Linked DNA regions of Mus musculus: regions 1 and 3 are each linked to region 2. Evidence: chromatin loops called from intact Hi-C (ENCODE). Cell type or tissue: left cerebral cortex. All regions are shown on one strand.

Region 1 (8,000 bases), 63 kb after region 2:
TAATGTTGGATAGGAAAAGCATTTAACAGATACATCCTAGATCTATAGCTGGATTAGCGGCTGCTTTAGTTTAAATTTTGAATCTCCCCAAGGAAGAGATCCAACATTATCCCTAGAGTGGCACTATTGACAGGCACTGTGAAACAATTGGGAAGTGGAGCCTAGAGGGAGCCCTTGGGTCACCTTAGAATGTGCCTTCAAAGGGGTTGTGAGACCTCAGTCTCTTCTTTTTTTGACCTCTACTTTCTAGTTGAGTGGTTTTCTCTATGACATGCTTGTGGTCCTTACCACTTTCCCTAGTTGCTTTCTGTTACCGTGATACAATAGTGGTCAAAAGCAACTTAAAAGAGCTTATTTGGCTTACAGGTCACAGCCCATCACTGAGGGAAACCAGATCAGGACCTTGAGGAAGGAACCCAGACACAGGAACTGAAGAAGAGACTATGGAGGAAGGCCACTTGCTGGTTTGCTCCCAAGTTAGCTATCTTTCTTTTATAGCTCAAGCCCACTTACCTAGGAATGGCACCACCCATAGGGGCTGGGCTCCTACATTACCTAGCAATCAAGAAAATGTCCCACAGGTATACCTACAGGCCAATCTGATGGAGGCAATTTTCAGTTAAGGTTGCTTCTTCCTGGGTGTGTCAAGTTGACAGCTGAACTAACCAGGATGCCACCCAACATCCCTAGACTCAGAGCAGTAGTTTTGTCTGATGTTAAATGAAAATCTCCAAAACTGAGTCAGAGCAAACCATTTCTCCTTGCAAGTGAATCATTTCAGCAATTGCATGGCAGCCATATTATGCTGATTTCCACAGTATTCATGTGCAGATATCAGGAACAGTAAAGGGCTATACTTAGATGCTGCTCTCCATTCCAGGCTGCATGTTGTAGTCACCAGGGAGCTTTAGTTCTCACTGTATCTTTTTCAGTCCCAGGGATGGAACCTAGAACCACATGCATTCTATGTACAGTGAACGCACAACACTGGAAGTATATATTAATATATACTATATTAGTATATTATATATGTGGTGGATTGAATGTGCTTGGCCTATGGGAACTGGCACTATTAGGAGGTATGGCCTTGTTGGAATAGGTGTGGTCTTGTTGGAAAGAGTGTGTCACTGTGTAGGTGGACTCTGAGGGCTCCTAGTGCTCAAGCTCCACCCAGTGTGGAAGAGAGAACCTCTCCCTGGCTGCCTGTGTAAGCAAGTCTCCTTTTTGGATGCCCTTGGCACAAGATGTAGAGCTCACAGCTCCTTCTCCAACACCATGTCTGCATGCATGCTGCCATGCTTTCCACCATGGTGATAATGGACTAAACCTCTGAAACTGTAAGCCAGCCCCAATGAAATGTTGTCCTTGCCGGGCAGTGGTGGTTGCACGCCTTTAATCCTAGCACTTGGGAGGCAGAGGCAGGTGGATTTCTGAGTTCGAGGCCAGCCTGGTCTACAGAGTGAGTTCTAGGACAGCCAGAGCTACACAGAGAAACCCTGTCTCGGAAAACAAACAAACAAACAAACAAACAAACAAACAAAGAAAAGAAATGTTGTCCTTAATAAGAATTGCCATGGGCATGGTGTCTCCTCACAGCAATGAAACCCTAAGACAACATACTAATAGTAAATATAGTATTTATATCTAAATGACTTAAATGCAGACTCAGTTGATTTTTAGATAGGTGTGATGACTCACAGCCATAATTCCAATACCTGAAAGGCTGAGGCAAGAGGATCAGGAGTTCAAGGATAGCCTGGACAAGATAGACCCTTCTGGGGGCTACGGAGGTGGCTCAGGTATCAAGAACACTTGCTGCTCTTGAAGTGGACCCAGGTCCAACTCCAGCACCCATACGGAAGCTCACAACCATCCATCACTCTGATTTCCATGGACACCAAGTACTCACATGGTGCACATACAAACATGCCAGGAAAACAGTCACACATAACATTAATAACTCAATTTAAAAAGATAAGATCTGCCTCCAAGAACACTTACAGTACAGTGAGATACTATAGCATAGCAGCAGACAAACAAATGCATGCCTTAATGAATTATTTAAAGATGCACTCTATCCGATTGAAACAGTGAAACCTCCAGGCAGGCTGGAAGCCCCTCAGGGTAACCAATCAAGCCCCAGCCTCCCCTCTTCCCAAAAATAAACACCATCCTATTAACCTCTTGCTTTCTCGAATCTTTCTTATAAGGCTTTTTTTCCCCCCACCCAAATGTGCATCTTTACTCTATAGTTTAGTCTTGCTCATTAAAATGTGTATCTTCTAAGGGCTGAGGAGTGAGCTTAGTTGGTGACATGCTTGCCCTGTCAGCATGAGGACCTGAGTTTCATTTCCAGCACTGGGTAAAAACTGGCTTGTGGTGTAAGCACAGGGAGTTAGCAACAGGAGATCTCTGGTGCTCCCTGGCCAGACAGCCTAGTCTGACCTGTGGACTCCAGGCCAATGACCGACAAAAAGGTAAGGTCGAAAACAACTAAACTATTTTTAAAACATTTATTTGTATGTAGGGGTTGGGGGTAGAGTGGCACATGCCGTGGCGTGCTGTGTCAGAAGACAGCTCGCAGGAGCTTCTTCCACCATGTGGGTCCTGGGCATTGAACTCAGCTGGTTAGGCTTGGTGACAAGGTCCCTTACCCAGTCCTGGAGACTGATTTGTTTGCGAGTTCACGGTCAGCCTGGATTTCATAGTGAGTTCCAGGTCAGCCAGTACTGTATAGTGAAACCTTGCTTCAAAAACAAAAACAAAAACAAAAACAAAAACAAAAAAACAAAAAAACAAAAACCAAACAAACTAAAAACTGACGTACATATAGTCAGAGCACATAGCCATAGTGAATACAGTCCAGCCTAACTGTGACTTTCCAGGGAGGTGTGCACTCAGTGACTGTCTCCTGTCCTCACATGTAAGTCCCTGCAGCCAGTTTTTCAGACAGATTCCTTAGGAAAGGCCCATGATAATATTACTGCTCTCTTATATGGAGGCAGCAGACTCTATCCTTATACTTAAAAGTAAAATCCGTATTTTAGCCTTTTCCCTCAGGTTCACTCCTCCTTCCCTTTTTCCTCCTAGCTTAAAGTATTGTAAGAAAATGTCTGATGAAAATCTGATTTTCTTTTTTAAGATTTTAACTTAGAAAATAAAATTAGTGCTACTTGTATGACTATGATGTCAGGGCTGACTGCTTGGTGTTGGATAACCAGTTAGGAGACTTGCCCCTGGAGTCTATGGAGTCTCTATTCTTGGTATCCCTCAGGTGTCTGTGGTTCTTTGTCTAGGGATGGGCCCATGAGATTCACTGCTTCGTGGTAGCATGTCTATTAGTTTTGTACTCGTTCAGGTCTGTTTAGGCAGCCATATTATTGAAGCAGCGTGGGCAAAGCTTCCCTGTTATTTCTTGGAAACACCTGAGAGCAGATTGATTCTTGGGTCTGTTGCCTTAGTCACTCGACCATCCTGATACCTTAGTGTTAGGCTTCCTAAAAGTCACATAGGGAGTGGGGAGAGGATGGAGAGATGGCTCAGCAGTTAAGAGCATTTGCTGTTCTTCCAGAGGACCTAGGTTTGATTTCCTGCACCTGTTGGGCAGGTCACACCTGTCAGTAACCCCGGTTCCTGATGCCCTCTTCTGGTCTCTGTGAACACTGCATGTATATACAAGCTCAACTATATATATATATATATATATATATATATATATATATATAATAAATTAAATAATTTTTAAAAAAAAGTCATGTGAGGACCATATAAATGGTTCCATGAGTAAATGCAATGTCTGCCAAGTCTGATGACCAGAGTGAGGTCCCTGGGACCAAAAGAGAAGAAGAGAAAAGACTCCTGCAACTTGTCTTCTGGCCTCACCATATATGCCTTGGCATATTGCCCTACCACTGCAAAATACATACATATATACATACACACATAAATACATACATACAAACAAACAATATAATTTTTAAGAAGACAGTTTTCTTTTAGATGCCCAGGGATTTATTTTTTATTTTTCCTTAAAGTCCAATCACATTAGGATATATTGGGGTGAGTAACTTCACATATTTAGTTCTTTCTTTACGTAGTGTCTCTTAGTTAAGAGTTTTATTGCTGTGAAGAGACAGTATGACCGTGCAACTCTTATAAAAGAAAACATTTGATTTGGGGGTGGCTTACAATTTGAGAGGTTTAGCCCGTTATTGTTCTGGAGAGAAATGTGGCACTGTGCAGACATTTATGGTGCTTGAGAAGGAGTTAAGAGTTCTACATCTTGATCCGAAACCAGCACAAGGAGACTGTTTCCCACACTGGGTGTAGCTTGAGCATAGGAGACCTCAAAGCCCACCCCCACAGTGACACACTTCCTCCAACAAGGTTGCACCTACTCTAACAAGGCCATACCTCTTAATAGTGCCACTATTAGGTATCAGGGCCATACCTATTCAAACCACCACACATAGACACTTCCAAATCTTTTTTAGTTTTCAGCAAAGTTAAGTTTCTGTTGTTTGTTTGAGGTAGGGTATGGCTATATATCCCTTGATGGCTTAGAGTTCATTGTGTAGCTCCGGCAGGCTTTAGTTCTCCATTATCTTGGGAGGCCCACGCTAGCACACCTGACAGCAATGAACATCTATTCTACAGCTTTGCCTTGTGTGACCTCTTTCATCTTTCATTTTGTCACTTGAAATTTTTTACAAATCCATTGTTGTTACACACTCATATTCCATGGCACAAGTGTGGAGGTCAGAGGACAATTTCGTGGGCTGCTTTCTTTCCCACTCTTTTGTGGGCCCCGGGGATTGAACTCAGGTTGTCAGGCTTTTGCTGCAAGCCCTTTCCCTGTTGAGCCATTTCAATGGTCCCTTTTTAGGATTCTCAATTTCTTCTTTACTTAAACTTTTTCTCATTTTTGCTTTCTAGACATTTCTCTTCAGGAATTATCTATCCCTTTGTACCTGCTTTTGGTCTTTTCTGTTTCAATCTTCATTTGCAAAGGGACTTTTTTCCTTTTGATTTTTATTCTTCCTTGAGTTCTGTCACCCAGTTTCTGAGTTCTATTCCGGTTTGTGTTATTCTCTTAGTGTCTTCTAGCTTATCTTGAAATAGCCGGGCACAGTTTTCAACTATTTTGTGGGCACACTTTTATTTGGCTTGCTTTTGTTGCTTGGGGATGTAATTCTACCGTCTTTCTTTTTTCTTATAATAATTTTGTGTGGGACTTGATTCTGGCAGTATTTTGTTTTTTATTTTTAATTTTTGGTGAAATTAGTTTTTCTGGACCTCCAAAAATGTGACAGTGTGGATGGATTGGGAGAACATTGTGTTAACAAAATAAGCCAGTCACTTACAGACAGATGCTAACGGATTTCACCCACATGTAGAGTCTTAAAAAGGAGGATTAGAGAGAAGATTCAGTTGGCAATATGTAAGGCACTAGCCACAGGTTTAGGATCTGGGTTGAGATCCCAGAACCCACTAAAAAGCCAAGATTGTGGTCTGTGCGTAATCCCAGCCATAGTGAGGCGTTTGCAGTGATCAGAAGAGAGAGCCTGACTTATTAGTGAAGTTTCAGGCCAATGAGAGATTTGTCTAAAACAAAAGAAGGAGGAAGAAGAGGAGGAGGAGGAAGAAGAAGAGGAAGAGGCTGGGACTAGGGTTCAGTAGTAAAGTGCTCACAAGCATTAGGTCTTAAGTTAGATCTCCAGTATTGGCCAAAACAAACAAGCAAACAAGCAAACAAATGGTAGAAGGCACATGAGAACCAATACTCAATGCAGTCCTCTGATCTACTCTCTGTCTCTGTCTCTGTCTTTCTCTCTCCTCCCCCTTCCCCATAGAAGTAGAAGTTACACAAGTTGCACAGTGGTTTCTGGAGGAGGATAGTAGGGTAAAGAGATGGCTGAAGATTGGCCTGTGGGTCTTAGGGATTGGACTCAGGTTATTAGGCTTATGCAGCAAGCCCTCTTCCTCCTGAGCCGTTCTGATGGCCCTCTTCCTGTCATTTTACATTTCTTCTTTCCTTCATTTTTTTTTCCTGTTCAGAAATTTCTCTCAGGAATTTGATGCCCTTTTAACCTACTCCTGCACTCTTTCCACTTCAGTCTTGCTGTGTTAGGTAGGAAGGAGTAATTTCTATACAGCAGGGTGCTTGCACAGAATGGCAGAGCTCTCTTTCAAAAGAGCTAGAAGATGGGATTTTGAACATTCTCACTACAGATGACAAGCCATTAAGGTAATGGAAGGGCTGGAGGGATGACCCAGTGGTTAATAGCACTTGTTGCTCTTGCAGAGGACCTGGATTTGGTTCCCGATATCCACATGATTTCTCATAACGATGTGTAACTCCAGTTCTAGGAATCTATGCTTTTTGCTGATCTCTGAGGGCACTAGGCACACACACACACACACACACACACACACACACACACACACACACACACACACACATATATATACTCATGCAGGCAAAATAATCACACACATAAGTAAAATAAAGCAATCATCAAAAATGCTTAAGGTAATGGATATACCACTTGTTCTGATCTTTAAACAATTTTACATGGGTCAAAACATAAGGTTTTACTCCATCAACATGTATGATTGTTATATGTCAATCAATCAAAACAAAAACAAATGCCAAATGAAACCGAACCAAACAAAAACACACAAACAAACAAACAAACAAACACCACCAAAAAACAAAACAAATAAAAAACTCGAAAGTCCAAATCCAGGTAATGGATCAGGAAAGCCCTTCCCAGAGTGCCCTCTTCTGTTGTGTTTGTGTAGTGTTGAAACATGTGGTTTGCTTTCTTCCTGGGATTCTCTGTTACCACTCCCCTCCCCAATTTATATCTAGTTTTTCTGTTTGTTTATAATGTCCTGTCTCTAAAATTATTTTGTTTATTTATATGTTTGTTTGTATGTTTTGAGACAAAATTTCACATAGCTGAAGATGTCCTCACATTTCTGATTCGCCAGTCTCCACCTCGCAAGTGTTAGGATGATAGTTCTGCTTCTGAAGTTCAAATTGAACTGAGAGTATTGTAGCTTTATTTTCTGATTCTCCCACTCTTAAGTCATAAACATTTTCTGTTTTTTTATTTTGCTATCTAGTGAGTTTGCTGTTTTTTTTAATTGGAAGATTTGTAGCTACTGAGAAATTAGACTGTGGGTACCATTGCTTCTTTCCAAAATCATGTGATTGCCAATGCTTTGCAGTCCTTCTCCTTTCTTCTACATCTCCTCCCTTCTCTTCTGCCTCATGTAAACATGAGTGTTCACTGCTTGTGTCTGCTCAGTTAACACATTCTCTAAACCTGGTGTCTATTTTTCTCTAGCTGTATTCACAGAATTATATATGCATATAAGAATTATGTGTGTAAAAGTTTCTGTTAGTAAAAGAAGATAACCCCACTTAGAACATTTTTTCTCACCTTGCTTTCCTTATCAACATTCCAAAGAAATCCCTCCAAGACACTATATGGACTGTCTTTTTTAATAACATGTGGAAATCCCTCTGGGCTATGCTAAATTTAACCATGTTTTTTTAGTGTTGGCCTTCCCTTTGTTAATAGAGTCAGCAAGGATATTCATTATGGGTTTTGGGTGGGATCTTCCATAAAGACAGGTGTTTCTCTTGGCTACACTGTAATCCCAAGTTTCTCCAAAAATTTTAAGGTAGTATTTTAAGGGCTGGGAAATGTTTGCTGTGCCCACAAGAGGGCCTAAGTTTGTTCCCTAGAACCTACTTAAAGAGCCAAGTGCAACGGAATGAGTTTGTAATAATGATACAAGGGTGGTGGAGACTGGGGGATCCCTTGGCTTGATGACCAGCCAAGTTAGGGTGCTCAATGGCAGACCCTGAATAAATAAAAAAATGAGATAAAGGGGTTGGAGAGGTGGCTTAGCAGCTAGTAATGCTTTCTACTCTTGCAGAGGAACAGAGTCTGACTCTCAGCTGGTCATGATCACTTGTAACTCCA
Region 2 (8,000 bases):
CAAAACAATAAAAATCAAGCTAAAATAAAAATGAACTGACAGCCCCTTGATGCTTTTTTGATTTCAATTTGGGTTTTCTGATTGACTTTAATTTTCTCCATATCTGGCCTAACATTCTCTTCCTTCAAGGTCCCTGGGGAATCTCCACTACATGGGGATGAAGAGGACTTCTTGGCCAGTCACCAGGATTACTACAAAGTCGCTTTCCTGAGTTCCCTTTTCTTATCCCGTTAAACTTAATAGTAGGGTATGAGGAAATCAGAGAAGGGAGGGAGAGGACCACAGTGATGGAACCCAGCAGAAGCTGGCAAGGGCGTTCTGGTTCAGAGACTAGCCGCTGATGACGGCCTGCCTATATGACCTCCTTTTGTTCCAGTGGTGTGGTTTGGTGCTGCTTAAGCTATGGGCCTTTTCTGTCCTGGGGATCCAAAGCTGCAGGGTCTTCATGACACAGAAGCCAGAGACATCAAACCAGGATGATGACTCATTGCAGTGAACATTTGCAAGAGATTACAGAGGGACACACTGTGGGACACACTACAGCTTCCACGATGAGATTTTTCTATGCTTTGTTTTTTTGTTTGTTTGTTTGTTTTTTGTTGTGTGTTTTTTATTTTTTAGGGGGGTGGTTGCAAAGGCAGAGAGTGGATACAAGGGGATGGGGAGATGAGTGGGACTGGGCTGCATGACTCACAAAGAATCAATAAAACCTGAAGAAAAAGAAGAAAAGCTGGGCCTCCATGCTCTGCCTTGCCTACTCTGTATAGAAATGAAGTCTGAGGTCATGCCTATGAGTGTGTATGTCTGAAGGTATAGTCAGAAAGATAATGTGGCTCACCTTTTAGCTCAGGTCTCCTGAATCTACCACTTACCTCTCAGTGTCTGGCAGTCAATCCATCACTTGGGCTCCAAAGGGTTAAATATTGCCCTCTGCAGGCCATACTTCTGAAATAGCATTTCTTTTGGAAGAGACAGCATCAATTTGTCAAAATTGGTTTATTAGACATAAGTCCTCAGTCCTGAGAGGGCACTTAATACCTAGGGAGAGAATGACTTAATATCTAAGGCTACAAGTCTCAGTCATTTTGTCTCTGGTCAGCTGTTGGGGTTGCATTTGGGTGACAAAACCTTTCCTGAGGAGACGAAACAGATTCATGTATTCATCCCTGGTAGCGAACCCATGACAGACTAAAGTACAGATACCACCAAAGTCCAAGCTGGTGAACCAGTGAGTTTTATTGACATTACTTACAGGAGCAGGCATGACTCAAAGACAGCTGTATCACCAAGGCCCACTGCAGCATGCATGACACAGCTTGTAAAAGCTGGGAAAACGTGGCACTGCACACAGCCTGCTGGCAGCTCAGCAGGCTGGAGAGTGTCTTTTCCAGGCACTTCATCTGCTCTAAACCTCGTCCAGGCAGCTTGGCTGATCTCAGGCACCTGATCCAGTCTCTGAGTCCTCTTGGTTGCTCACCTAGTTGGGGTCTTTGCAACTGGGCTCGGCTTACTCTGGAAGAAAGGGAAGGGCCTAGTGCATCTGTTTAGTTTTGGGGTGGCTTTGTTGTTGTTCACCTCCTTGCTTAAGGTGCTCCCCTGCAGGGGACAACGTTTTTAATCACAGGTTACTGGAGGGCAAGCATATGGGGGAGGGGTGCTGAGAAAGCAGGAGCACCAATCCAGGCATCTGTGTGAGGTCTTTCCTGGTTCAAGAGGAGCTGGGGGCAGGAGAGAGATCAGTTGGTAAAGTGCTTGCCTTGGCAGCACGACTTAAATTCCAGCCCCAGAACCTATGCTAAAAAAGAAAATCTGGGCAGATTATAATACCTGAGCTGGGGAGTCAGAAACAGGGGATCCCTGGCCTTCACTGACAGGACAGTCAGCCAGGTCCAGTGAGAGATAGACCTTATCTCAAAAACCAAGACAGAGTATTTCTCTCTTGGTGTATTCTCTACTCTGGGGATGTTTTCCCTTTTCCTTTAAGAAAGCTACATTTCTTCAGCAAAACAAAATAACTAAGCAAGATAGATGATCAATGGGTAAGCTCATGTGCTGTGCTAGCAGGAGGGTCTGAATTTTAATAACCGGTACACACTGTAAAAGCTGAGCATGGCCACTAATAACTTGTAGGTGCATGTAACCCAGGGTTGAGGGGTGGAGGAGACAGGGGTATCTAGGAGATTTACAGGCTGCCTACTCTAGCCAAACACCCCCCCCCCAAACCTTCAGCTTCTGAGGGACCGTATCAGAAAAAATAAAAGAGACAGAGAGAGAGAGAGAGAGAGAGAGAGAGAGAGAGAGAGAGAGAGACACTACAGTGCAAGAGGGTTGGGGAAGATGGCCTGGTGGTTAAGCGCACTTATTACTCTTGCAGGGGACTGAGGTTTGATTCCCATAACCCATACAGTGTGCCGTAGCCATCTGAAACTCCAGTTCCAGAGGATCGGACACTCTCTTCTGACTTCTGTAGGCACCAAATACACATGCATACATTCAGGCAAAACATTTATGCATCCAAAATAATAAAACAAACAAAAAAGTATATGTGAGGTGTGACAGAGGTCATCTGACATCCTCCTCTGCAAAGGTATGCACTTGCAAAGGCACATGCACATACATGTACACACATGCAGAGATAGGAACAACCAAAACCCCTAGTAGATGGCTCCTGAAGAACGTTACATAAAGTTGACCTCTAAATATTCTCTCTCCCTGCCTCCGTCCCTCTCTTCAGCTGAGTTGACCCACCCTTGCTTTAGCATAGAGCTGTCATTCAGGAGGTGCAACTGTAGGCCTTTTATACAGCCCAAGGTAGAAAAGACTTTGAGGAGCAAATCAAGAGAATAAAGAGGATGTCCCACCTTCCCTATTACAGGATCATGGTTTTCTGTGCCTGCCTGCACCCCCAAACCATAAACGGTTAACCTGGAAGTAAAGTTTTGGCAAGGGTTTTGACTGTGCCGTGAGTTCGGCTGTTTAATAAAAGGACTGTCATCTGGAGAGGGAGGGCCCTTCCAGGAGCCTCTGGCTTGTTCCTCACAGCCTCGGGTCTGGCCTAGATAAACCCAGAGACCCTTTTGGTCTTTACAGCAGTGATTCTTGAACAGATGTATCTGTGGTAGCAAATGCTAACAGAGTAGTCACATTTCACTAAAATGCATCGGCCTCTACTGCCCAGGGCGCCCTCTAGTGCCAAATCTTTCCTGTTTGAAAGGAAGCCTTTTCCAAAGGCTCATCCTCCCTTCCATTTGGGGCTGGAAAGCAAGCTCCTGAGTTAGGGATAACCGACCCTGGTTGTTTCCAGTTGGATTACACAGTAATCGACTTGCACTGACTGCCTCCTGCTCTGAGATTGGTACTAGAGACTGAGGCCTAGAGGATATCATGACGTTACTACCTTTGCCTTCCACTTTTGGTTCCAGAAACACTGCTAATCCTTAAGTCAGCAGTGAAGAAGTACATCAGTTCATTCTCTTATATTTATTAAATGCCTAATGTGAATCACAGTGTCTTGTAGGAGTGTTTGTCAGTAATGTCGGAGGCCTGAATCTCACCATGTGGGTATTTCCTGTCTCCTGGCATATACTGTCCTGGGAGTGAAGTTAAAGAGATCACTGTTAGGAGTTTTTACAAGGCAGATTCGGTAAGCTTTTAGCACAATAATTTTAATTGCAAAAATAAACAGTTTTGTCAAATGCTTGAGAGTAGCGTCTGCTTTACAAAAAATGAACAACAAAAAGGAAATAACCCCAAAGCAAAAACATCACATCCAAAGACTTGCTGTACAAAGTTCTTAAGAGACCGGCTCGGTACATCCCCAGCTTGTCTCTGGGGAGGGATAAAGAGGAAGGCGTGGGGCGTACGCCAGTTACAAAAACACTTTCTTCAGTCCCAAGGAAGTGCCTGTTCTGTGGGTGGACCGAGAGGACTGTCCCCAGAGAGGCTGGCTGGAGGAAGGCGGCTCCCGAACAGCGGGCGCTGTCCGCGGAACCCGTGCTGAAGGGCGTGAGCGGCGGGCGCTTCGGGGGAAACTGGAGCTGGACTGCGGGTGGCCCCGGACGTGCGTGGAAGAGGCAGGGAGGGCAGCGGGGAACGAGGGACCGGCCGGACCGTGCCGCGTGCGCCGAGCACCCGGCGCCCCCGACCTACGGGGCCAGCTCCGGTTACAGCGCGGCGAAGGAGAGGCCCAGCGAGTAGAAGCCCAGGCCCTTGAGGCGCTCCTCCGCGCGCGCCTTCTGCTTTAGGTGCACCTTGCTGTGCCGTTTCTTCTCGTCACTGCGCGCGAAGCGGCGGCCACACACGTCGCAGGCGAAGGGCTTCTCGCCCGTGTGGGTGCGCACGTGCGTGGTGAGGTGGTCGCTGCGGCTGAAGTTGCGCAGGCAGATGCGGCACTGGAAGGGCTTGTGGCCCGTGTGGATGCGCAGGTGGCGGTTGAGCTCGTCGGAGCGCGCGAAGCTCCGCACGCAGCTCTCCACCGGGCAGGCGAAGGCCTTGACGTGCGGCCGCGGGCAGAAGCAGCGCGCGCTGCACTTGCCGCCCCGGCGTCCCTTGCGTCGGGCTTTGGCCGCGGGGAAGGATGCGGCGGGGGATGAGGGCGCGGCCACGCCGCTGCCCCCCGGGAGATCGGCCACCAGGGGTTTGGAGAAGTCCGCCGTGGCGGCACCGCGCAGGCCTAGAGGGGACAGCTGCGCCGGAGGGGCGGCCAGGAACTCTCCGCCTTCGCCGCCGCTCCCTCCCTCCCCGCCGGGAGGGGTCAGCAGCGCCGGGAGGCCCTCGGTCCCCTCCCCTAAGTCACCTGGGGCCAACGAGAAGGTGTCGTAGGCCCCTGCCTGGTAGAGTCTGGCGGCCGGGCCGGGCAGCTCGGCGGGGCAGCTGATGGACAGCAGGTCCTCGACCTTGGTCCCTACTGCAGAGAAGCGGGCCTCCGGGGTGGTCTGGAAGCTCCCCTGCGACCCACAGTTCCCCGGGACCCCGGCCGACAGCAGCTCCCAGGGGGCATAGGGCCCTTTGAAGGCTGAAGCAGCAGCGTCCAGCGCTGGCGAAGCGGGAGGCGCCCGCAGCCCTGGCTTGACGTCGGGCGGGGAGAGCTGGGGCTCGAACAGGCACTGCGAGGGAGCGCCCGCCGAAGGCGCTGCCTCCCAAAACGCCTCCGGAAAGGCGGCCGAACTCAGATCTGGGGAGTAGAGGTCCGGCAGCAAGGCATCGGGGCCCGCGGGGAAAGGGACATCCAGGGGGGACCGAGACGCTGCCGCCTCGGGACCGGGGAAGGGTGCCAGGCCCAAGATGCCAGACATGAGGTTGAAGAGGGCCTCCGGGTCGTGCGGGTGTTCGGGAACCGCCTGGATGAAGAAGCTGCCGCTGTAGCTGAGGCCCGAAGGGGGCGTGGGTGCAGGGCCCTCCAGGAAGCAGGAGTCTGTTAAGTCCCCCCCGGCGCCGCAGCTGCTCAAAGCCCAGCTCAAGAAGTCGCCTGCCAAAGGAGGGACCACGCATCAGCCCCGCACACCTCAAAGGGCGTGCCTCGGAGCCTACAGCTGCGACCCCCTCCACCCGAGTCCTCCTGGCGCAAGGCACCCGCAGAGCGCCTCGTGCACTTCCGATCCTGCAGCAGAGGGACCCCCACGGACGCCCCAGGGCGCGCACACCCAAGGCTCCCGCACAGGCGCCTGTGGCCTTGGTGGGGGTGGGAATGGTACTGCGCGCTTGGGGACCCCCACCCCCCACCCCGCGCGCCTCTCCTATCACCCTTCATCGCGTTCAGAGTCTTCGAGCTCCCAGACCCGCTCCTTACCTCCAGGATACGCGGCGGCCGAGGGAGCGTCCCTAGCAGGCAGCCGGGGCAGCTCGGGGCTGGCGTGGGCGCAGCCTTCGGTGGGCTTGGAGAGAAGCGCGTCGGAGCCGGAGAAGTCGCTCAGGTGGAGCATGGCGCGGTGGCGGCGGGGCGCCCGGGGCCTCGCTGGACTGGGGCGCGCGCGGCTGGCAGGGAATCCGGGCGCCCCAGTTCCAGGCTCCGGGCGCTTGGCTGGGGCACGAGGGTTGGGGGGCCGCGGCGCCCTGGCTCACCGGCACCTGCCTCGGGTGGCGGCTCCTGGCTTCTCCAAAGTGCAACAGGGCTCCCCCAACCTACAGTCCCCCCACTTATATAGCTGCGGCGGCGCTGGCTCCGGGCTTCCGACTCCCCGGGCCACTGCCATTTCGGGAGGCCCCGGCCCTGGCGCCGTGACGTAAATGACCAAACATGGACACAGGATGTATGCCGGGGACTCCCGAAAAGGAAAGCTCGGCCTGTGACGTTGCTGCCGCCGCCGGGCTCGCGCCGCTGCGTGCGCGCGAGTCCCCAGAGCGTGGAGCCTCGTGTGCGTTGGGCCACGGGTGCGCCCCGCAGGGGCTGAGCTCCGTGTGAGCACCCGGGATGCGCTTTGCCCTCCAGTCCGTAGAATTACTGGTTCGAACCTGCCGTTTCCCACTTAAAACGTTTGTTCCCACCTAATACCAGTTTGTTTTTTTTTTTCACCTGTGAGCTTGCTAAGGAGAGAAATAACAAAATAACATGAAGTCCCGGGAACACTTAGTAGCCCTGAAATGGATAACAGCACTTAAGTTACAAGCAGGATTGAGTTGCATGAGGACCTGAGTCCTGAAAAAGCCAGATGTGAAAGCACTGGGGGTGTGGGGGTGGGGATGTCTGAGATAAGCAGTTCCTTAAAGATTGCCTTTATTTAGGTGTGTTTGTGTTTGCTTCCGTTTTAACATTTTACTGTGCTTTGAAAAAATTATATAAAAATCGTCATAATGAAAAATTTGATGATGGAGGTGGGCGGGATCAACTAGTATACAAGAATATTCCTTTCTTTTTTGAGACAGGGCCTCACATGCAGCTCTGGATGACCTGGAACTCACTGTGTAGACCAGGATGACCCTGTACTTAGAGAGATCCATCAGCCTCTGTCTCTGCCTCCTAAGTCCTGAGAGATGATATCCTTGGTATGTCATCATGCCAAGTTGAGAGTACATTCTGAAAATTAAAGGTTTCTCTTGCCTTCACTTTTTTTTCTTGAGGTAGCCATGTTGACATTTCTTGAGTAGTTTTGGGGAAAATGTTTTTGTCTATACAAACATTCAAACTGTTCTAGAAATATTTTTTTTTTCACTAAAACTAGCTGAGAGATTGCATCATGTCTGAAGACAAAGACCTATTTTCTAAGGCTATTTTCTTAGGCTATTTTCTAAGGCTGACTGGTTCTCCATGGCACAGGGAGACCCTGAATAAGCGTTGGATTGGTTCATATCCACGGACACATAGGTAACTTCCAACTTTTTTTTTTTTTTGAAATGTTGATGTCATTATCCTTAACTGTATAAATGTGAACATATATGGGATAAATTCTTAATGAGTATAAGTCTAAGCTACAGGATATTCAGTTTTTAACAGACAGCTGGCAAATTGTGGCAGTCCCTTTTCTGCTACCTGCAGGGAACCGGGTGCTTCTGGGATTAAAGACCATTATGCCAGTTTGAAATAGCATGTCTTACATTTTAGATTTATTTTTATTATTGTAAATTGTGTGTCTATGTGTGTGTGGGGGATTGTGCATGAGAGTGCAGATGCCCACAGAGCCCAGATGTGCTGCATCCCTCTGGAACCTAGAGTTATAGATGGTTATGAGTGGCCCAATGTGGGTGCTGGGAACAGTACCTGGGCCCTCTGCAAGAGCAGTAAGCTCTCTTAACTGCTGGGGTACCGCTCCAGCCTGAAATAATTTGATCAAACGATTAAGTTTAACATGGTCTGAGGTCCCCCTACTTCATTTCCACTATCCTCAAAATGGAAACAAATTCCTTGCAGGTTGTGGGCTACAGAAAGACTGTTGGTGTATCTCCGAGAATCCCCTCCCCTTACGCCTTTTCAAGAGTCTGTGCTCCTTTACCTATGGTATAAACTCAGTATAGTAGAACACTCAGCATCCTCTGTATTCATCCCCTAGGTTCCTCTCTGGGCTCCG
Region 3 (8,000 bases), 76 kb after region 2:
TCTCTGTGTAGGCTGGCATCATCCAATCAGCTGGGGCCCTGGGTAGAACTCTGTCTTTTGTGAAGCCCAGATTCTTTGTTTGTTTTTGTTGTTTGTTTTTCGAGACAGGGTTTTTTCTATGTAGTGATGGTGATCCTGGAATTCACTCTATAGACCAGGCTGGCCTTGAACTCAGAGATCTATTGCCTCCTGCATGCTGGGATTAAAGGCATGTGCCACCACCACCACGCAGTTTGTGAAGTCCAGATTCTTTACGTCTTGCTCTTGAATCTCAGTTTTGGGATTGCATCAGATTCTTGAGTCCTTATGCCTCAGATTTAAAGTTATATGTAAGATTCCTTGGACCAAGATCCCTGAGTCTCCAGCCTGTTGTGGGTCTTTTCAGCTTCCATAACCATGTAATTTTTATCCAAATTCCTTATTATCTTTCACATGTATATCTCTGTATAACACCTTCTCTCACTTTGTCTAAGAAAGAAGAAACTTATAGAAATTGCAGGTCTTTTCGGGCGGTGGTGGCACACGGCTTTAATTCCAGCACTTGGGAGGCAGAGGCAGGCGGATTTCTGAGTTCGAGGCCAGCCTGGTCTACAGAGTGAGTTCCAGGACAGTCAGGGCTACACAGAGAAACCTTGTCTCGAAAAAAAAAAAAATTGCAGGTCTTTTTATGACCTTCCTCACCGTGAGCTTCCGGTGTCAACTTTCAGGCTGTTCAGACTGTTATTAAGCCAAATGTGAGATAACCAGGGAAGTCAGGGGAAGGGAAGTGGGTACCTTCTCACTTCTGAAATGTTACCATCTCAGGAATAGTGAAATTTCTTCCACAGTCAGAATTCATAGACCTGGGAACCAAATGAGTAAAAGCAGTTGTGAATTTTCAATGTAAAACTTTGAATTTTGTCACATTTCTGTCTCTGGGACTCTGGATTGATAGAATTAGTTTTCAACAAGGATGTAACAAGAGCTCATATGAACGGGAAGTTGATGCTTGATGGTTTACTTTTCATGCACTTGGCTTAATAAGTCAGAAAGGGGCTTTCTAATTGGTCAAGCAAATGGATTCGGATTACCAAGGGAACTAGAGAGAGTATGACAATGTGGAGTAAGGAGAGACTATATCTGGAGAGAGATTGCTTATGGGTTAAGAGTACTTGTTTTTGCAGTGGTCCTGGGCCCCAGATGGTGGCTCATACTACCTGTAACTCCAGTTCTAAGGGATTCCATAGCCTCCTTTAGCCTCCTCAGGTACCAGGCACACACGTGGTGCACATACATAGATGCAGAGAAACATTCCTACACATTAATAAATGAATCTGAAAAAAGTGTTTTACAAGGAATATATCTGGAACACAGGTGATTTTCTGGGGGCGTTCTGTTAGAATGACCTGTCTAGCAATATCATGTAATGGAAGATGACAGTCACCTTATGTAGGTAAGATTCTCTCAGAAATAGTTTGGAGTCACCTAATGGATCAAAGACCCTGTGATATAGGCTGAGACATGAAGTAGATATGAAAAGGGTGAAAGCGATATGCTAAGGTTTGTGTCCAGTTGCAAAAGTGAGGAGTGTTGGGTTATTGTGTTGCTCCTTACATTATGATTATAAATTGTGGCTATGTAATTGTCTGTTTTGAGTCATGCAGCTTCATGCTTCTTGTGATTTCATCCTGTTTCATACAACGTGGTTTAGTTGCACTATGCTGATGTCTTCAAACAGCACTTCGTTCCATTTTTCAAGACTGTGACTTATCTGGGAGGTTCTGCTTTGCCAGGTGTGTGAGCTAGATTGCTTCTTTCCAATGCATTTCCTTTTCAGTTAAAATGAGTAGAGGAAGCTAAGCATGGTGGCTGATGCCTATCGTTCTAGTACTAGAGAAGTTAAGAAAGGATCATCCCAACAGGTTCGAAATCAGCTACAAAGTTCCAAGACAACCTGGGCAACAGAGTGAGATCCTACGGCAAGCAAGCAAGCAAGCAAGCAAGCTGACCAGATTAGTCACTTCTAGTACTTATAACTGGAAAAAACAAAAACAAAAACAAAACAAACAAACAAACAACAACAACAAAAAAAACCCCAAACCTGCTGGAATAGATATGGATACCTGAGAGTGGGTTCCAAACAAAAGGTCTTGAAAATGTGGGCTATCTGGAATTGATCATCATGCTCAGTGAGACTTGGCCTCAGTTACTTTTCTGTTGCTGGGATGAAACATCCTGACAAAGAGCAACTTAAAGGAGGAACGGCTTATTGTGGCTCACAGTCTGAGGGCACAGACCAGCAGGGTGGGAAAGTTCTGGTGTTTAACACAGTGAGTCACATCACACCCACAGCCATGCGCAGAGAGAAAGGAATATACGCATGTTTCTTGATTGTTCTCAGTTCAGTTTTTCTCCTTTTTCTAGTTCTGGACCCTCTGCCTAAGGAGTAAAGGCACAGACAGTGAGCGGGACCTTCCAACACAAGTCAGTTTAAGACAATCAGTCTCTCACAAGCAAGCAGGCACACATGTGTTAATTCCTCTATTCTTGGCTGTGGATGTGGTGTGACCTGCTGTCTCGGTTTTCCAGTTGTGATGGACTGCAAATAGCGCGTGACTGTGAGCTAAAATAAACCCTTTTTGTTAGGTATTTAATCACAGTGACAGAAATGAGAGCAAATGGAAATTTAATGAATACTTAATTTTCCCTTCACTGGTTTATTATATATTTCTTTTATGTTTTCCTAAATTTTCTGGTCCTTTATCATATTTTTTGTATGTATTTATCTGCCCATCTATTTCCCCAATCACACAGATATACACACACTTATATACATATACATTTTTCTATATATGCTACGTATAATCATTTTTTGAAGCTGTTAATGGATTTCTTTAGCCATTGGTGGCAATGATTCATCCTACATGAGGGTTTGCCACCTGGTGTCAACTGAAAGTTACAGTGAGCCTCTCTCCTCCCACACAAACACCTGGAGGTGCCCTTCACTCTTTGCTTGTCTGAGGACCCCTAGTTGCTAGCTGGGAGAGGAAGTCAAGAGTTCTCCAGTAGGCAGACAGCTCTAGGAATCCCAGGGGAAGCCAGGACTCCAGTATTCTATTTGTTATCTCCTGGCCTGTCAGTTCAATCTGTACTCTGTTGCTCTCTCTTGACAGTGTTCGCTGAGCAGCTCCTTAAATGCCAGAGGCTGTTCCAGACACTAGGCACAGTGTTGTGGCTTCTTCTGGGGAGACATGGACAAATGTCTCTCTGTGATGGTTTGAATTAGAAATGATTCGTTTCACAGTTGGTTTAAGAGGTACAGCGTTGCTACTGGAAGCCTGTTGGGCAGGATGGAGGGTCATGTGCTTTTACCTGCTAAGCCATGCTGCCTGCCCTCTTTTAAAGACTTTTTTTTTTTTTTTTTTTTTGTGGCAGTCTGTCTATGTCACCCTGGGTGTCTTGAAACTCCCTATGTAGGCCAGGCTGGCTTTGAACTCAGAGATCTACCTGCCTTTTCGTCTCAAGTGCTGAGAATAAAGGCGTGTACTACCTGATCCAGCTACCTTTATACTATTGTGTGTGCACTCAGTAAAGACAATTTAGGGGAGTTAGTTCTTGCCTTCCACTTTTATGTGAGTTCTGGGAATCAAACTCCAGTTTGTGGTGTAGATGCCTTACTGGTGGAGCCATCTCTTCAGCCCTGAGGGTGTGTGTGTGTGGTTTCTTTCTTTTCGTTTTTTAAAAAAAAGATTTATTTATTTTATTATTTATTTATTTATTAATATTTCTGGGTTTTTTTTCAAGACAGGGTTTCTTTGTGTAGCTCTGGCTGTCTTAGAACTCAGAAATTCGCCTGCCTCTGCCTCCCAAGTGCTGGGATTAAAGGCGTGCGCCACCACCTTCTTTTATTTTATGCATGAGTACACTCCCATTGCTCTCTTCAGAGACACCAGAAGAGGGCACCAGACTCCATTACAGATGGTTGTGAGCCACCATGTGGTTGCTGGGAATTGAACTCAGGAATTGAATCCGTGAGCCATCTCTCCAGGCCGGGGTTGGTTTCTTAACCTCGTTTTATAGGCGCTTCTCACACAGTTGCTTGTGGTTTAGTCAGATCCCAACTATCTCTCCTCTCTTCCCTCTCTCTCTCTCTCTCTCTCTCTCTCTCTCTCTCTCTCTCTCTCCCTCTCTCTCTTAACTATTCACTCATCCCATTAGATTCACTACTGCTAGGTAGACTGGCACTAACCTTAAAATTTGTAACTTGCGAACGTGACTATTATTGGTTTATTCTAGGGCAAGAGATAAAAAATCATGGGTGACTTTGTGCAGGACCCCTAGCGTCCCCAAAGCCCGGACTAGGTTTATTGTGAGCATACGGTACTGTGAGCGAGGTCTAGTGACGCTCTTCTGCGGCTTTCCCGCGCTCCCCGCGGGGCGTCCCTAGCAACGCGCGGGCTGGTTCTCAGCTCCGCCCCGCGTGAGGCAGTGAGGGCAGGTGCGCCTGCGCGCAGCCGCAACCGCCAGTCAACTCGCTTCCCCTCCCTTCCTCGCCCCTCCCCCTCTCCTCCTCTTCCAAAGGCGCCTGGAGCGCGAGGCCAACATGGAGCCTGAGGACCTGCCGTGGCCTGACGAGCTGGAGGAGGAGGAGGAAGAAGAGGAGGAGGAGGGCGAGGAAGAGGAGGGGAAGAAAGAGGTGGAGAACGCCTCGGCGGCGGCGACCGAGGAGGCCCTGACCTCTGAGGAGAGTGGGAGACTGGAAGAGTTCGAAGAGGCGGGGCCCGACTTGGATTTTAACTACGAGTCCCAGCGGCAGGAGAGCTCGGACGAAGAGGAGGACGAGCTGGCTAAAGCCTGGCTGCAGGCTCACCCCGACCGTCCTGGCAGTGCTTTCTCTCTGCCCCCTCCCACGCCTCCGCCTCCGCCTCCGCCTCTGTCCCCGCGGCTCCGGTACACCCCAGTGGAGCATCTGGGCAAGACTGAGGTGAGAAGCGGCTCTGTAGCCCGGAGCTGGGCTGTGGGGAGGAGCGGGGCTGAGGCCAAGCGACTGTAGAGATGCTTGAGCTACTGAACTGGGTCCAGGATATCGGGACCTACGCGCTGCGGGTCGCCTTGCTTATGGACTGTACACCTTGCTTGTGGGGCTGGCAGGTTCTTTGTAGTCTTAGGTTCTTCCTGACATTGACAGCTCCGTGTTTCCTGCGCCTCTCAGTGGATCCGTTTTTTTTTTTTTTTCGTTTTGTTTTGTTTGTTTGTTTTTGTTTTTAAAGTAGGGCAGATAAGACAGATGGCGCTGGGAGCCGGTACTCCCAGAGCGAGCAGTTAGAAAGGCTTCTTTGGCAGGAGGTGGGAGCTGGGGAGGGAGTCTAGGGAATAGCTAACTGGTGGAGAGACGTTTAGCATTTAACACCTTAGTTTTATTGAAGTGCAAGAAACATCCCCCCCTCACCCCCCCCCCCCCACTAGGAATTATTGTTGGTTAAGTATTCTGCGTGAGCTTTTGTGTGTCTTCCCGCCCATTGTGTGTCTTTGCACTTGTAGCAATTAATAGGTTCCTAGCCAGTGGCAGGAACTTGGAATGAAAGAAAGCTTGTGAGGCAGCTCTGGTCTGGAAAATTAGAAAGCACCAAGTTAGGACCAAATAGAGGAAGAGCCAAGTTTACAGAGGTCCTACCAAGATCATTTTGAAACTAACCGTGCTATTAATGCTTTTTAACTATCAGGAACTGCGTTGTTGGTCAGTATGGTCACGTGTGGTTCTTTACATACGAATTAGTTTTAAGTAACACTAGAAAGGCTGGTGGTGTATTTAAGTGGTAGAGAGGTCTTGCCTAGTGTGTGCAAGGACTTGAGTTTTCAAGCCCTAGTATTGGGGAAGGGGAATGAATAAAATTAGGAATTCAGTGATCCTGTACACTTCTCAAGTGCTTAATAGACCTGCTTAGTGGCTGTCACGTTGGACAAAGCAATTGCAGAACAATTTCATTATCACAGTGATAGTATGGACTGTGATTGTCAAAAAGCAATACATGATGTTTGCTTGCTAGGTGGTATTAAATTCATTCAGCTTATACTTTAAGTGTTTACCTTGTACTTGATACTAAGGAAATCATGGTGAACTAAACTGCTGCCTTCCTAGTGTTCCCATTCTAAAGAGGGAGGCAGATAAAATTCACATGATCTCATAAGTAAAACTGCTATATACAAAAATGCATGCATAAAAAAAATGAATGCATGAAATAGGTAACCTGGACTTGTCAGTGAGGTTGGGGAGTTACCTTGAAGACTGCAAGGCTAGTAAACAAGGGGTTAAACAAAGCATAGATAAAACAAGGCACTGTTGGTTAGCAAGAGTGTGACTTTTTCACATTTTACATTTGTTTTTTATTTTTTATTTTATAGGGTTAGGATTGAACCCGGGCCTTTAAGCAAGCTAGGCAAACATTGTACTTACTGCTGGACCACATCATTTAAAGCATGACATTTTCAAGAAAAAGAAGGCCATCGAGTTGAGTCTGGACTATAAGGCTTTATGTGTTATGCCAGGCATTTTGAGGCTTTATCTCTGGAGTTTTGGGAAGTCAATAAAGAAGTTTGTGATCAGATTTGTATTCCAGCAAGAAAATTAATAGTGTAGCTAGCTGTGCTAGCAAGGGGGATTCGAGCAGCCTGACTAAGTGAAGGACAGTAATTAGAGGACCCGGGCAATGCTGTCAGGCAAAAAGGGTTTTAGAACAAGGAAGTGAGCAGGGTGTGGTGTCGTATACTTTTTAATTCCAGCATTTAGAGCAATGGTTCCCAACCTTCCTAATGCGACTCTTTTCTATCTCATGTTGTGGTGACCCTGAACCATAAAATCACTTCATAGCTGTAATTTTGCTACTGTCATAAATCCTAAAGTAAATGCAGGATATGCAACCCCCAAGGGGTAGAGGCCCATAGGTTGGGAACCTCCGATTCATAGGCAAAGGCAGGTGGGTCTGGAGTTCCAGGCCAGCTTGGTTTACATAGAATGGGGAAATTGATGGGAATAGGAGAAATAGGTTGTTTCGAGATGTTTGTCATGCCAGAAACAGGGTTGATGGGCTGGTGACATGGTGCTGTGAATGAATTCACAAGCCAAAAGGGCAGAAATAGAAAGTTTAGGTTCTTTAGTGGGGAGCTTTTCTGGCACTGTTCAAGTGTCATGGTGCTGCTCTCTGGTTGCTTAGGTCTTGTCTGGTGCGACTCCTTGTGCATTTCTTTTCTTTCTCTTTTTGTTTTCTTATGACTGTGCAGTTGAAGGTATGAGTCACAGGGGGTCAAATTTCTGATGGTCTAGTGCGCTCATTAAAGAGTGGAGACAGTGATTTCAGTATGTTCTGAGACAGGCTGCAGCCAGGGCCTGTTAAGCTAGATCTTTCTGAAGGAGGCAGGGCCTTTGCTTTGAAACCTAGCCTGCTTTGAGGCCAAAACAAAATAGCCTTGCTCTGAGATTAGAATAACTTGGCATACACCACCCATCCCAAAATAACATTAACTTTTAGAAAGCAAAATCGTGGTACTTCATAGTGGATTGGATGTGGAGGGTAGTGTCCAGGTATTAGGTTAGTGAGTAAATGCTTGTGCTGATTTTGAGATGGACCGCATCTGTGGTGGCTTTGAGCAGGTGATGAATTGTCTGGGTGGGTGATAGATTGAATTTGGTTTTAAAAATTAGAGAAGTGGTCTGGGCTAGAAATTTTAAGTAGTATGTTATCTACATCTAGACCATAGTGAAAGCTATACTTTTGAAGACCTTTCCTAACTTACTTTCTTCTGACTTATTTTAATAGCCATGAATATTTAAATTTATTTCTTTAGGTCTAGTGGAGGAATTCTTAAATTAGTCCACTTACCATACCTAATACGAGAAAATTGTTTTTCTGTATTACAGTGACCTGTCTAATTGAAGTAGAAAAATACTGCTTCTTAGAGCTTGGGGTGTCTTTCTCCTCCCGTGGAAATTTTGTTTTGTGTTTGAGACAGAATCTTACTATGGA

Evidence for each region. Peaks named below come from ENCODE experiments on the same cell type or tissue, not always from the same donor. Only the 100,000 strongest peaks of a DNase experiment are listed, where the experiment ranks them.
Region 1: a loop joins it to region 2, with 3 times the contacts of the local background. A loop is called at or near these places in 5 of 42 quality-filtered maps.
Region 3: it touches region 2 in a loop (5-fold over the local background); 5 of 42 quality-filtered maps call a loop at or near these places.

Annotation. Positions count from the first base shown.
Region 1 is chr6:85,570,544-85,578,543 of GRCm38, forward strand. No RefSeq gene overlaps it. Among named protein-coding and RNA genes, the nearest start is that of Alms1, 13 kb to the right of the region's middle. In left cerebral cortex, CTCF peaks have their summits at 3,622 (motif pointing left), 6,788 (motif pointing left) and 7,734 (motif pointing right); DNase peaks (open chromatin) are centred at 5,198 and 5,316.
Region 2 is chr6:85,507,477-85,515,476 of GRCm38, forward strand. It overlaps Egr4 (early growth response 4), which reads right to left and starts at 6,113. Exons shown (of 2, transcript NM_020596.3): 1 at 5,789-6,113; 2 at 3,645-5,467. The coding sequence starts at 5,921. The coding sequence ends at 4,164. In left cerebral cortex, a CTCF peak has its summit at 3,192 (motif pointing left); DNase peaks (open chromatin) are centred at 1,335, 2,581, 3,201, 3,913 and 4 more places; H3K4me3 peaks cover 2,925 bases; H3K27ac peaks cover 2,096 bases.
Region 3 is chr6:85,583,064-85,591,063 of GRCm38, forward strand. Alms1 (ALMS1, centrosome and basal body associated) reads left to right here and starts at 4,468. Exons shown (of 23, transcript NM_145223.2): 1 at 4,468-4,963. The coding sequence starts at 4,583. In left cerebral cortex, a CTCF peak has its summit at 3,935 (motif pointing right); DNase peaks (open chromatin) are centred at 3,911, 4,505 and 5,268; H3K4me3 peaks cover 1,599 bases; H3K27ac peaks cover 659 bases.